Linked DNA regions of Homo sapiens: region 2 is linked to region 1. A link is a loop called in an ENCODE intact Hi-C map of the cell type or tissue named here. Cell type or tissue: MCF 10A. All regions are shown on one strand. Links, peaks and the distances in the headings refer to the core of each region. The heading gives the core; the rest is flanking DNA.

What was found. Hi-C counts contacts between places; a loop is a spot of excess contacts. Peaks named below come from ENCODE experiments on the same cell type or tissue, not always from the same donor. Only the 100,000 strongest peaks of a DNase experiment are listed, where the experiment ranks them.
Region 2: it touches region 1 in a loop (2.3-fold over the local background); 1 of 110 quality-filtered maps calls a loop at or near these places.

What each region holds. Positions count from the first base shown.
Region 1 is chr3:178,702,335-178,705,152 of GRCh38, reverse strand. All of the region lies in intron 1 of KCNMB2 (potassium calcium-activated channel subfamily M regulatory beta subunit 2), which reads right to left. The region is part of intron 5 of KCNMB2-AS1 (KCNMB2 antisense RNA 1); the gene reads left to right. Among named protein-coding and RNA genes, the nearest start is that of KCNMB2-AS1, 160 kb to the left of the region's middle. In MCF 10A, for the core only: a CTCF peak has its summit at 1,654; a DNase peak (open chromatin) is centred at 1,372.
Region 2 is chr3:178,776,660-178,779,477 of GRCh38, reverse strand. The region is part of intron 1 of KCNMB2 (potassium calcium-activated channel subfamily M regulatory beta subunit 2); the gene reads right to left. The region is part of intron 3 of KCNMB2-AS1 (KCNMB2 antisense RNA 1); the gene reads left to right. Among named protein-coding and RNA genes, the nearest start is that of KCNMB2-AS1, 82 kb to the left of the region's middle. In MCF 10A, for the core only: no CTCF peak of the experiment used is centred there; a DNase peak (open chromatin) is centred at 1,517.

The sequences.
Region 1 (2,818 bases), core at 117-2,616:
AGGATATGACTGGTTTAGGCTACCAGCTTGAGGATTGGGGTTGGGAGCATGAGATCTGGAACCATGGATTTATGGGAGAGAGTCTGGGTTTTGGCTTAGAAAACCCTAGAAAGGAGCTTACAGGAGAGTTTATGCTAACTTGGATTTGAGTTTGAAGAGGAGGAAAGGATGATAGTGGTGATGGTGGTATATACCTAGAGAAGTAGAAATAGAAATGAAAGAGCCTGGAGACTTGTGAAAATTTCATCTTATAGGAGTCAGGAACTGAAGATGGTTGGAAAATATCTTGGCCATTCAAATATACCATTTATTCATAGCATTTAATGAAACGACCCTGTGAATAGCCTGGGAATGAGCATGATGCAAGAAAGGTGGACTTTAGTCTTGGTTCTCTCATTAACTGGTGTTGAGTTTAACAAAGCCAGTTAACCTCTTGAGTCTCATGTTCTTAAATTGTAGGAGAGGAAGTAAGGTGATTGCTTTCTTGTTCTCCCTTCCAACAAGGTATCTTTAAAAACAGATTTCCATCTTTGTGAAGGGAAGATACTTGTCTAGAGAAGCACTGATGAAGAAAATTTTTTTTTGCAATGATAGAAATATTCTATAACCATGTGCCAATAAATACAATAGCCACTAGCCCCATATGACAATGGAACACTTGAAATATGGCTAGTGAGACAGGAATATGGAATTCTTAATTTTGTTGGATTTAATTAATTTAGCCTTGTTTGGCTAATGACTACCATATCTAGACAGATATCTAAGTCTAGATAAATTTGAAACACATAGTATGCTTCTAGGTTTGGAATGTATGCAGGGGTGATACCCAGAATATTTTACAGCTAGCATAAAAAAGGGAAGAGACTATCTCTTATTAGTTGACCTCTCTGCTTGGGAGCTGCCACGATGAGTTTGAACTGTCAGAAAATGTTTGTTTGGGAGTGTGATTTACATAGCAAATCAAACATAGGGCATGTCAATTTTTACAATGACACTTGAAACCTGGTTGTTTTCCCTGGAAGATGGAGATTTTAAATAAAATTAAACATAAAAAGACTTTGTCAATTTCTAATGCCATATCTTTCAAATTCCAGCATTATAAAGTGAAATGATTCTTTTCTCCAAGTTCTGATGTCAATTGGTCTATAAACGAAAGCATTTTCTTTATTGCTTGAGAGATTCACCACAGACCTGACTCTTGAATTTTTTCTGGACTTAAAACTCTGGGAATTGTGTTACTTTATGCTATCATTTAAACCACCTTGTTCCTCACTCTAACATCTTATAATAAATGTGTGAAGTTACTCACAGATGAATTCCTTTTGATTACTCACTGTTTAGAAAGAGATTGGGTCTACAGCAAGCTGGGTTCCACATGGAAAAGCTAAGATAAACACACCCATGTAAGTAGATACATGATTACATAAACAAGGCCTGTGGAGAATGTTCATACATTCATGTGACTCTCAAAGTTTTTATGACTCATTTATGCTATATATATTTTCCTATAATTTTGGTCCAGCATTAGCTGAGTACTGTTAGCTAAAGAATAACAGTTTCTCTTTGCTGTGATTAAAACCCTTGGTTTCTTTATCAATTTCAACATGAATAATGAACACGAACAGCTACTTTTTTTGGGGGGGTGGGTGCCTGAATGGGACTTACCAGGGTCTCCATATCATCCCCTGACTGAAATGACCAGCAGGAGGCCAGAGGAGTACAAATGGAGAACTAAATACCTTCCTTTTCCTTTTTTCTCCCCTTTATCTAGCCACTTCTGTTTTTCTAAAAAGCCTTGGGAATAATGGAATGGTGGAAAGCATGTAGGCAAATCCCAACTCCAAAAACATTCCAGTTCTGTGGCCCTCCACTCAACCCCTTTTCTCACTTGCAAAATGAGTCTATGAGTACCTGATAGAGATAAGAATGTATTCGGCACTTAGCAAATAGGAGCCCTGAATAGATGGTTATTAATATTATTGGTCAAGAACTCGTGGTCATTGTCATCATCTCTCTCCTTTTTGTTTATTTACTGATTCTCTTTCCCTTTTTTCCTGTTAATATTAATCATCCTTCAAATATTTTTCTTGACTATCTTAAAACTTAAAGGGAATAAGGCTATCTGTACAATTAACTACATAACTAATCTTCATCCTTCTCCTCTTGTCTCCCAACCTTTCCTTGGCCTGAAAATACATCCCTACCAACAAGCCCATTACTATATACATGATGATAAAGTTGCAGGAAGCAGGTAGGATAAAGCTACTTAAGCAGAAGTAAAGGAAAAGTTGTTAAGAACTCACTTTGTATCAGGCAGTGGGACTAGATGCTTTTAGTAAGGAAGAATGTCTGGCGTATCTGCCCTAACTCCACCTGCTTCCATGAACAAAGATTTGACAGTGATGGTCTCAGACTCGGTTCATATCCCTTGATTAACTGTTTTTTAGCACTGATATTTGTGTAGATGTGAAGGCTATTGGAGCTTTAAAAAATCATTAGATGAAATTTATTTTTGCTTGAAAAGTCTACATAGAATGTAAGTGGCATTAATTAAGTGAGTTTTGATAGGCAGTCACAGTAAAATCCTGTAGGGGAGGACCTTTGGCTCTTGTAATACAGCTCAGTGGGGCTCAGTTTCACACTCAACCAGGCAAATTCTCTCATTAGCTTTATTTATTTATTTTTATGTATTTCTTTATTTTTAAATATATATATATTTATTATACTTTTTAAGTTCTAGGGTACATGTGCACAAAATGCAGGTTTGTTACATATGTATACATGTGCCATGTTGGTGTGCTGCACCCATTAACTTGTC
Region 2 (2,818 bases), core at 7-2,506, 74 kb before region 1:
AACCTGTAAAGAAAAACAGTCATGTTCTCCCTTGTTCTTGTTGATTTTTACCTATGCCAGTACAATTCTTCTAGTTTACGTGTATCCATCAATGGCTTCCCATCATCTCTAAGTAAACCCAAAAAAGATTTTTGCAGTGCCTTACTTCAAGGAGGGGATCATAAATACAAACTTTAGAGATGGTCTTCTGGAAGAGGTGGATATTGAAAGCCAAAGAAAATGAATAACAGTGGGAAGAATTTCTGGGAAAGGCCATCAAATGGACTCACTGATGTGAGCATTTTGTGTGAAGGCTGGGTGGGAGGCTGGGGCCTCCTCAAGTAGAAGGTCCATGTTGTGCAGCTGGAGAATAACCCACTGTGAAAAATCCAGACTTGGGTCTGGGAGGAGTTGGTCCTTGGTACAGTGGGATTCATCACTGCACATTCCTTTTGCCCCTTAAGTATCAATACGAGATGGTGCTTTCTTCATCCTTTCCCCTCACATTTCACACATTTTCTTGTATTCCATGCCATGGAATTTCCATATTCTGAAAGGTCAGGCTGCAGTATGGACTCCAAGTTATGCAAAACTTTATGCTGTGCCATTCATAACCAATCACAGCATAACATGTCTTGACACTCCAGCTGAAATGGATGATTAAATGACTAAATTATCACATCGCTCTTGTGCAGGTGGTGGTAAGGAAACGCCCAGTGGCCAGGTGCCAGGAGTCGGGTTGGAGGGTGTTGGTGCTACAGGGAGGGAGAGCCTAACTGGCTAGTCCTGAGCCAGTGGACAAATCCAGGCCAAACAGTAACGTGCAGGTACAAACTGTAACATCAAATATTATATGCAAATTCAAAGACTGGCCTTGGTGTGTTCCTCAGGGTGAAAGATGGTTCAGGACCATAGAGAATGGTACACTGGCTTCTCCTACCTTCAAGATTTGAGACATGCTTTACTGTATGATGCAGGGAGTGAGCCTGGAACAGGTGTGTGTGTGTGTGTGTGTGTGTGTGTGTGTGTGTGTGTGTGTGTGTCTTAAAGGGTAGAAATCAGGCATAATATATTTGACATTAGACTCACATGACTGACTCTCAGCTTTCCTCCTTATTGACCATGTGGCTTTGAGTTGGCTATTAAGCCCGTCTTAGCCTGTTTTTTTATTTTTAAAATAGAATTATTATTGGTACATAGTAGGAATTCGACTGAGTAGCTCTTTTTAATGGATTTATCTTAAAGCTTCAGTTGTATCAAGGTCAAAAGATGACTCAATTTCTTTGTTTCTGAACTTTTTCACCTTCTTGAAACTGATACATAGGGTCAAAATAAAACTCCTCTCAAATTCCCTTTGGCATATTGCTTTCAAAACACGTTAAATGAATGAAAAGAAACACTGCAAGCAAATTGTAGAGGTAAAAAAATAGTCATTGTGTTTTTCAAGAAAAATTCCATGGGAACAAAAGGAAATGCAGCTGCAGTAGCCAGGGACAGCTACCACTTGAGAGCATTTGTCTAGAGCTGTCCACGATGAATCATGGAGCTGGGGAAATAATTTCAGATGATGTGACACATCCCTAGATCTGTATTTTACTCATCACTGGGTAAACAGGGTTATTAAGGGAAACTAGATGACAAATCAACCTAAGCTCATGCCATGACTATTTATACTTTATGGAATTTACTAAAAATAATTACTATAAGCACCTATTTACTGTTAGGTGACATATGAAGCCCTTTGTCATCTGAGACCCCTAAGTCCCTTAGAAGTCATTTTTCTCCCCTGCATTTTTTTGATCAATTTCTTTGAAATATTGTAAATGAAGAGTTATCCAGCTATTGGTTAAACACCTTTAGTGGAGGGGAACCCACTTTCTCTGATGACAAACCCTCTTATTGTTAGACATTTCTTTTATGAAAAGTGTTTCTAGAATTTGAGCTAGAATTTGTTTCCCAAGAGTTCCACTAATGTTCCTGGTTCAACACTCTGGATTGCTTTCCAGATATTTTAGTACATCTTGCCATGTAATGTCTTGCCAACATTTCTGACTTTTTTGTTTTTGAGACGGAGTCTTGCACTGTCACCCGGGCTGGAGTGCAGTGGCGTGATCTCAGCTCACTGCAACCTCTGCCTCCCAGGTTCAAGGAATTCTCCTGCCTCAGCCTCTGAGTAGCTTGGATTACAGGCGCCCGTCATCACACCCAGCTAATTTTTTGTATTTTTAGTAGAGATGGGATTTCACAATGTTGGCCAGGCTGGTCTTGAACTCCTGACCTTGTGATCTGCCTGCCTTGACCTGCCAAAGTGCTGGGATTACAGGCGTGAGCCACCGTGCCTGGCCAACATTTCTTTACTGTAAGTTGCATATAACTACAATTATTCTTCACATGGCATAATCTCAGTTTGTCTTCATATTCTGGTCACCTTGTCAGGCTATGCTCCATTGGTTAATATCTCTCTTAAAGTATTATGGGCATTACAATATTAACATTTATTATTTCATGTTGCTTTGTATATTTTAATTAATGTAGTTGCCGGAAACCCCCATAAGATAGGTATTTTTATTATTCCTATTTTACTGATGAAGGTTGCATAGCTTCATAACTTGCTCAAAACCGGCAAGTAGAGGAGCCAGGGTTTGAACTCCAGCAGCCTACATTAGGAGTCTACACTTTTAAACACTGTACGATTCTGTTTTTCTGATTATACAACTTCTGGTGTCATCTAATTACTTCTGAGGATGGCAAAACTATCACCTCCTTTTATTTATGTATTCTGTGATCATGTCAACATTCCTGGCTGGGAGGGTCGTCTATGATACATACAGGAAATTGT